Linked DNA regions of Homo sapiens: region 1 is linked to region 2. A link is an interaction called in ENCODE POLR2A ChIA-PET data of the cell type or tissue named here. Cell type or tissue: GM12878. All regions are shown on one strand. Each heading gives the region's core, and the rest is flanking DNA. Links, peaks and the distances in the headings are about the cores only. Region 1 overlaps RASAL2 (RAS protein activator like 2). Region 2 overlaps RASAL2 (RAS protein activator like 2).

Region 1 (4,397 bases), core at 245-4,244, 57 kb before region 2:
AAAAGCCAATAGGTAAGAACTGGCCAGTGAATACTAGAAAACAAGAGGTAAGAGCTAAGTATGATATTCCCCCCTCCCTACTCGCATTATTAGGAATGATCTCTAAACTGAGTAACTGATAATTTCTTGAACGATTAAAGAAAAGATATTTCAGAACTGGGATAAATTATAAGGCCTCATAAGGAAATTAGGATTCTCCAGGGTTCATCCAAAAATAAATAATTCATAAAAAATTTGATTTTTAAAGGGTCAAAAAGCCTAAGAATGACTGTAATTACTTACTGCCTAAAAAGGTAACAACTGAAGACAAACAGCCCCCCTACTAAACAGCTGAAAGTTTCCACATAAAGAAACTCCCTTTGTATTTCCCCCTATTGCCAACCTCTCAAAATAAAACAAAAAAGTTAAAAAAAATCAAATAGAGACTTATGAAAGTCAAGTTCAGTTGACAAAAGATGCTCGGACATTTCAATTCTGCCTGGATTGTAAGGGAAAGCAATCTAGTCCACACCTGACAGGAAGGATTCCCATGTGGGGAGTGGCAGGAGCTGGAATGTGTAGGAGGCCAGTGCACTGGGCCAGGGCTGGGAACTGCTCAGCTAGAGAACGGACGCGGGGTTTACTTGCCTGTTTGAATAATCTCATCTCCATTTATGACCTGTAATTTAACACAGCGGAGATATCACTTGCAACAGTAACTAGGCAGCTGCTTTTGCTTCTCATAGGAGGAAGCCCTTCTCTGTTCTCCACCTGAGTCACATAGAGAGATCCTGGGAGCCACAGTGTCTCCTCATGCTCAGGGGTGAAAGGTGGCACATTCTCTGGTCTGATATTTAAGAAATGGATCCTTATGATCACCACTAGGATCCCTATGGCCCCTAAGCTACAAGGTCCAGGATAGGTGCTTCTGCCACTCACCAAAGGAGTGCTCATCCTTTTGCAGTTCCTGTTAGAAAGTGGCTGATGCAGGCCTGTGCCTTGTAGCATGAAATGACTCAAAAAGAGGCAGAGGCTGAATTCAGGGACAAGATTTTCCTGGGAGCACAGGGCTGCTGAGAGACATGAAAACCAGTTTACTGGGCACCTGGCTGGTAGTGTTTTGGGAAGTGTTGACATAAGAGTCACTTCTCTGGGAAGCTTTCACCCCAAACACGTCTTCATTCTATTAAATGATGCCAGAAGGGCTGCTCTGCTCCATCATTCACTTAAGAGAGAAGATTTATCCTTACAAAAGAAAGGATCTGATACAAAAGTCATTCATTACAAAGAATGCCAAAGGATGTTTAAAGTCATTTGCTATAATAAGATTTTAATGTATCAGTAAGCCAACAGCTGGAATTAAGAAACCTTCCTTTTAAGGACACTATAATTTTTTAAAATTTAACTATAGTGTTTAGGATTTGTGCTATGCATGGTGCAGAGGTTTTCCAAATATAGTTTAGTGGATTCTCCCAACTATTCTTTAGGGATCCACAGTGGGTCTCTGGTAGAATAATTTATTATATAGTAATATTTGTGTTTGGGTAGGTAATTTATTATATTTAACCAATCCCAGTATGATTTGATTCATTAGTTGAGAGTGTGGTCCTTGCTGTTGAGTGGTCAGTGGAAGGAGCTGGATATTCATTTATGAAAGGTGCCTGGATTCTACCAAAATAGTCCAGAGAACCAAACCATTTCAAAACCACTGTCTTGAAGTATGGACTGAAAACATTAACTAGCTTAGCAGACCACCAGTCTGACAGTGACTTACGGTTTGAGGATAGCATTTCTCCCATTCCTACACATGACACCCTCCTGGTTAACTGAGAGAAAGTCCTTACTTTCCAGAGCATTTGAGTCCTAATAAATCAGATTCCCTCCCTGGCTTTTACCTCCTATGCCTAGCAGGTGACTTCTGCTTTATACCCAGTCACCTAGCCCTAATATAAAATTAGGGGGTGGGGTAGAAATCTTCAGGAGCTAATCATGAGGCTGTCCTGTCAGCCTGTGTACAGAACCACAACTGTGGCACACCCAAGCTCCCTCTGCTTAAGACTATTACATTTTTTTTCAAGACAGGGTCTCACTTTGTCGCTCAGGCTATAGTGCACTGGCGCAAATATGGCTCACCACAGCCTTGACCTCCTGGGCTCAAGCTATCCTCCCACCTCAGCCCCCCAAGCAGCTGGGACTACAGGCATGAGCCACCATGTCTGACTAATTTTTGCATTTTTTGTAGAGGTGGGTCTCACCATGTTACCCAGGCTGGTCTTGAAATCCTGAGCTCAAGCAATCCGCCTGCCTCAGCCTCCCAAAGTGCTGGGATTACAGGCATCAGCCACCTTGCCTGGCCAAGACTGATACTTTTAAACCAGCTGAAATTATTTAAAAAGTCTGTTTTATCTCTTAGTACTAACATCTCTCCTTGTGTGGTTATTAATAGAACTCTTCTTGCTTTATATTGTTATATTGAAATTTCCAAAGTGAAAACCTACTAACATTAGTTTTCCTGACTCAATTGCCTTATTTATCCAGGCTGTTTTTCTTAAGTCTCTGGGATGATTTTTTATAGTGTGAATAGTGAGATGGCCTAGTCTCCACTACCCTTACCTCACCTACCCTGGGGGCATCTAGAAAGATTTCTTTCAAAGGACCAAGTAAGATAATTACTACAGACCTTTCTTCTGATTCTCCGCATGTCTAAGTATCCAGAAACTATAGAGTTCAAGAATCCAAAATATTTTAAGGAGCAGTGCTGATTGCATCCTCACAACTCTCACCTGACTTCCAAGTCTAGTGTGTTTAAAGGAGTGTGAGGCCCATGAAGCATTCTTTCCACGACCGTGCTTTCAGCCTCACTCTCAATTTTGTTGAAAAATAAACCCATTCCACATGGACTCTGTAAGGAAACTAGACTGTTAAGTACATGTTTAAGAATACTGGGGGCTCTAAAATATGTTGATTACTAGCTGATACCTAGAGAAGGGAGGAGGCTATCTATGCATAAAATCCTTGCTCTCATTTTTTATTTCACAGCTTAGGGATATGATATGTCATTTAAGGTTGAAAAATGCAAACCTGGATCGGCTATCTTCAGGGAAGCAACACATTCAGTGGCTAGATCAGCCACTATCAAAACTATAAAAACTGTAACTGCTTTTTGTTATTTGTTTCACCCTAAGAAATACAACCATATTTTGCAATGATAAAATAAAAAGGAGTTAGAAACACTTCTTGCCTCCTGGATTTTGCTCTAATCATTGACATGTCCCTATGAGGTGCTCTTGGCAGCCTTTATGTCATTGGTGTCACAGGTGTGAGCTACAGTGAGCAGAAGCCTAGGTTCTGATTTCAACAACCTTTTCTTTTTTTAAAGTTTTATCAAAAGATGCTCTCTAAGCACAGCACCAACAAAGAAGAGCAGCCAAGCACATTCCAAGCAGCAATGCCAAACCCTAAACCAAAAGAACAACAAGGAAAGGTACCTTTTTACAACCTTGTCTTTCCCTGGCAATTCCATTACTGTCTGGGGCAAAAGGTTGATGGCAGTGGACGTGACTGACAAGACCATGAACAGCACAGCCAAGCAATGGTCAGTGGAGGTCACAAGCCAGGCACATGCAGTGCACTTTTCACAATTACGCCCTTAGAAAATGCCCTCCTTTCCATAGGGAAAGAAGCAAACCCCATCATGCACTAGGTTGAGATTTGTCAAGCAACTGCACTAAACACGCTAATACTTTGCTGAGTAAACAGACTTCTCACCAGTGAAAGAAAGGAAAATAATGGAGGTCACACAGACACTCATTTAATCTTCAAAATGTAGCGTCTAGAACTTTTCAATGACACATTTTTGGGTACCTGCCTTGGCATTTGCAAGGGTGTGAAGTCAGGAAATAATCGTTACTATAAACAAGTGCCTTCTATTAGATTCAAAGCCTGCTTACCTGTGCATCAATTATTTTCTGCTTTGCATCAATAACTGCTTGCATCTCAGCATGATCCTTCTTCAGTTCCTCTTCCACAGCCATTAGCCTAGAATGTGGCAGGAAGGAAATATCAACATCTTCAAAGAAAGGGCTAGCTAGTGTAGAGAACAGGAAAACTCAATATCCTCTGCCCTTTTTAATAAGACACCTGCAACCATCTTTTCTTTCTTCTCTACTACCTTGGAATAAGACATCTAAGGTTGATTTTTCTCCTTGTGCCTGGATCCCACACATTTTCATCTCCCTTGGAATAGTAACCCCATAATCATTTCCTCCCTCTTCTCTCTCAGATTCCTTCCTGAGCACAACTTATTTCATCTTAAAATATCAAATCAACCAACAAAAAACAAACAACCCTCTCTTAATCTCAAGTTACCCTAAACCTGGCCCACTTTCTCTTCCCTTGCACAGCTAAGTTTCCTCAAT
Region 2 (4,397 bases), core at 179-4,178:
TAGGATATTTTTGACTTATGATGGGTTTATTTGGACATAACCCTATTGTAAGTCAAGGAGCATCTGTGGTTGGAATCATACTGCAGCCTTTTTAGACTGGCTTGTTTCACTTAGTAATATGTACCTAAGGTTCCTCTGGGTCTGTTCTGTTTTTGTTTTTTCTGCAGTCTTTTTTTTCTTTGCTTTTCAGTCTTGCCACTTTCTACTGAGGTGTCCTCAAGCTCAGAAATTCTTTCCTCAATTGTGTCCTGTCTACTAATATGCCCATAAAAGGCATTCTTCATTTCTGCTACAGTGTTTTTGATTTCCAGCATTCCCTTTTGGTTCTTTTTTATAATTTCTATCTCTCTTCTTACATTGTCCATCTGTTCTTGCATGCTATCTGCTTTATCCATTAGAGCCCTTAGTACATTTATCATAATTGTTTTAAGTTTCCGATCTGATAATTTCAATATTTTCTGAGGCTGGTTCTGATGCTTGCTCTGAGGATGGTTCTGATGCTTGCCCTGTCTCTTTAAACTGTGTTTTCTGCCTTTTAGTATGTTCTGTAATTATTTTCTTGCTAGCTGGATATGCTAAATACTAGGTGAGAGGATATGCTAAAACTAGGTACCAGGTGAGAGGAACTGCAGTAAACCAGCCTTTAGTCATGTAGTAGTAAGGTGGGGGAAAACATTCTGAAGTCCTATTAGATCTCAGTCTTTTAATGAGTCTGTGTTTCTGGACTGTGAACTTCATAAGTGCTGCTCAGTGCCCCTCACCCCACCCACCCCACTTAGGTGGAAGGGGATGGCTAGAGAGTGCTGGAATTGGGTATTTCCCTTCCTTCTGATCAGTTAGGCTCTGATTAGTTTCTTCTGAGAGCAGACCTTGTTAAGAAAAACAGAACGGGCCAGGTGTGGTGGCTCATGCCTGTAATCCCAGCACTTTGGGAGGCTGAGGCAGGCGGATCACCTGAGGTCAGGAGTTTGAGACCAGCCTGGCCAACATGGCAAAACCCCATCTCTACAAAACATACAAAAATTAGCCGGAGATCGTGCCACTGCCCTCCAGCCTGGGAGACAGAGCAAGACTCTGAAGAAAAGACAGACAGACGGATGGACAGACGGAAGGAAGGAAGGAAGGAAAGAAAGAGAAAAGAAAGAAAGAAAGAGAAAGAAAGAAAAAGAAAGAAAGAAAGAAAGAAAAAGAAAGAGAAAGAAAGCTCTGATGCATTTCAAAATGCCTCCTTTCCCTTCTCCCTGCTGGAAAAATGAGGGGAATTTTCTCAGATATTCACTGTGAGAACCTGGTAGGACTCTAGGAGGTAAAATTTTTAAAAATTGTGGCCTCCCCATTAATGAATACCCCTACAGTTTTTATCTCTCAAACTTGGCCACACTAAGCCTCCAGCATTTCATAAATTACAGTTGAGGTTTTCCTATCTGAAAACAAGAAGTCTTGCATTTAAACTTTCGAGGGGATGGCATAATGTTATATTTACCTTAACATCAACCACAATGTTTAAACTTTAGTAAGTCCTTGATAAATACATACATGAAATCATGGCTGATTTAGGAACACAGATAAGGAAAAGGTTAAGATTGCACAGAGTGGGCAGTAATACTTCAGGGAGGTAGTGAAACCTTTCAAAATTTTGTGGTCACCTCCTTGATGTAAATGAAGCATAGTTTTAACCTGAGAAATGGTTTCTCTCACAGCTCTATTTAGTTGAAGTTTTTTCATTCTCCATTACCCAATATTCAGTGGTACCCAGGAAGAGGTAGCTGGACTTTACCTAGCTTACCATGACTGTTTCCAAATCAATAGTCCATAAAATCATGGTTTGGAGTAAATGCATATTTTTTAAGGTACATACCATCTTGATTTAGCATTCTTCATCTCTCTTTGCTGCTCTCATGTTTCAATCTCTCTTTCACTTTCCTTTATTCATTAAGAACTTTAGCCCCTAGCTTGTAATATTTTTCTGACTCTTAACACCATGCTAGAAAATAACCAAATAGTGATGTCTAGTACCCTAGCTTCATAATTCCTTGACTCCATTACTCAGTATCCTCCCCTTCAGCCACCTACTCTTTTTTTTTTTTTCACATGATGGCAATTTATTTTCAGAAAGTATTTTGAGGAGTCTTGTTCACAGACGGTGACCACAGCGACCCCACTTCCTGTGGGTGCCGTCAAGAGGGGATGGGGGGTGATGTCCTCAATCTGCCTGATCTTCATACTCAAGCGGGCAAGGGCTCTGAAGGCCGACTGGCCCCAGGTCCAGGGGTCTTGGTCCTATTTCCTCCTGTGGCCCAGAGTTTGACGTGTAGGGCAGTGATACCTGGCTCCTTGCACCTCTGGGCCACATCCTGGGCAGCCAAAAAAGCAGCACATGGCGAGGATTCATCTCGGTCTGCCTTCACCTTCATCCCACCAGTCACACGGCAGATGGTTTCTTTGCCAGAAAGATCAGTGACATGGACAAAAGTGTCACTGAAGGTTGCAAAGATATGGCAGACACCAAATACATTTCTCTCCTTCAGCCACCTGAAGTGTGCCATTTCTGCATGTCGTCTCTCCATCCACTCATTTTTTTAAATCAAATTTTTATTTTTATTCAATAGTTTTAGGGGAATAGGTCATGTCTGATTGCATGGAAAAGTTCTTTAGTGGTGATTTGTGAGATTTTGGGGCACCCATCACCTGAGCAGTGTAGACTGTACCCAATGTGTAGTCTTTTATCCCTCACCCATCTCCCACCCTTCCTCCCAAGTCCCCAGAGTCCATTATATCATTCTTATGCCTTTGTGTCCTCACAGCTTAGCTCCCACTTATAAGTGAGAACATACAATATTTGGTTTTCCATTCCTGAGTTATTTTACTAAGAATAATGGTCTCCAACTCCATCCAGGTTTCTGCGAATGCCATTATTTCGTTCCTTTTTGTTTGTGACTGAGTAGTATTCCATGGGGTGTGTGTGTGTGTGTGTGTGTGTGTGTACACACACACACACCACATTTTCTTTATTCACTCATTAGTTGATAGGCATTTAGACTGGTTCCACACTTTTGCAATTGCGAATTGTGCTACTATATACGTGTGCAAGTGTCTTTTTCATATGACTTCTTTTCCTCTGGGTAGATATCCAGTAGTGGGATTGCTGGATCAAATGGCAGTTCTACTTTTAGTTCTTTAAGGAATCTCTATACTGTTTTCCATAGTGGTTGTACTAGTTTACATTCTCATCAGCAGTGTAAAAGTGTTCCCTTTTCACCACATCCATGTCACCATCTGTTATTTTTTTATTTTTAATTATGGCCATTCTTGCAGGAGTAAGGTGGTTATCTCATTGTGGTTTTGATTTGCATTTCCCTGATAATTAGTGATGCTGAGCATTTTTTTGACGTTTCTTGGCCATTTGTATATCTTCTTTTGAGAACTGTGTATTCATTTCCTTTGCTCACTTTTTGACGGGATTATCTGTTTTTTTTTTCTTGATTTGTTTGAGTTCCTGGTAGATTCTGGATATTAGTCCTTTGGCAGATGCAGTTTGTGAACATTTTTCTCCCACCCTGTGGGTTGTCTGTTTATTGATTCTGATCTCTTTTGCTGTGCAGAAGCTTTTTAGTTTTATTAGGTTCCATCTATTTATCTTTACTTTTGTTGCATTTGCTTTTGGGTTCTTGATCACGAAGTCTTTGCCTAAGTCAATGTCTAGAAGAGTTTTTCCGATGTTATCTTCTAGAATTCTTATGGTTTCAGGTCTTAGATGTAAGTCTTTGATCCATCTTGAGTTGATTTTTGTATAAGGTGAGAGATGAGGACCCAGCTTCATTCTTCAACATTTCAGCCACCCACTCTTATATCTACACACTAGATCTTATCATCATTCAGAGATCCTCCATCTCAGACATCTTAAACAGTAATATTTTTTTCTCTGATTTCCTCCCTAATCACATGTCTTTCATATATCTCTTTCTCCACATTAATCTACTCTTCAACCTAACAGAAACCTTCACTTTCTGGACCACCTCATTTTCTCCCTGTCCCTTGTTTTTTCCTGCTCTCTTTTCCTTCTCCCTAGATTCCACAGCTAATCATCTGATGCTATTCAATTACCAACACCCTCCATTTTCTTAATGATTAGCTATCCAAAATAACAATTAAAACAATATTTAAGTCAATCTTCCTGGTGCCATGACGAAGCTCTTTAGGAAGACCACATAGCTGTACCGGATGAAACCACAACAAATTCACTGTTTTCAAGCTTGGCTTGGCTTCTACTATCCCTCCATCCTGGACCAACCATGTACTGAGTCTTCCCACATTATCCTCTTCTGAGAAACAACAAAGTACATGTCATGCCCAGTTGCCCATTGCCTGCTTCTGAGCAACTGCTTACATATTCAGGT

The links. ChIA-PET counts read pairs that join two places held together with the same protein. Peaks named below come from ENCODE experiments on the same cell type or tissue, not always from the same donor. Only the 100,000 strongest peaks of a DNase experiment are listed, where the experiment ranks them.
Region 1: POLR2A ChIA-PET joins it to region 2 with 7 read pairs; 5 of 35 experiments call an interaction of 5 or more read pairs at or near these places.

What each region holds. Positions count from the first base shown.
Region 1 is chr1:178,466,954-178,471,350 of GRCh38, reverse strand. It overlaps RASAL2 (RAS protein activator like 2), which reads right to left. Exons shown (of 18, transcript NM_170692.4): 17 at 3,930-4,017. Among named protein-coding and RNA genes, the nearest start is that of CLEC20A, 28 kb to the left of the region's middle. In GM12878, for the core only: no CTCF peak of the experiment used is centred there; no DNase peak of the experiment used is centred there.
Region 2 is chr1:178,409,753-178,414,149 of GRCh38, reverse strand. All of the region lies in intron 4 of RASAL2 (RAS protein activator like 2), which reads right to left. It also overlaps the pseudogene RPS14P2. Among named protein-coding and RNA genes, the nearest start is that of CLEC20A, 85 kb to the left of the region's middle. In GM12878, for the core only: no CTCF peak of the experiment used is centred there; a DNase peak (open chromatin) is centred at 1,787; H3K4me3 peaks cover 603 bases; H3K27ac peaks cover 1,470 bases.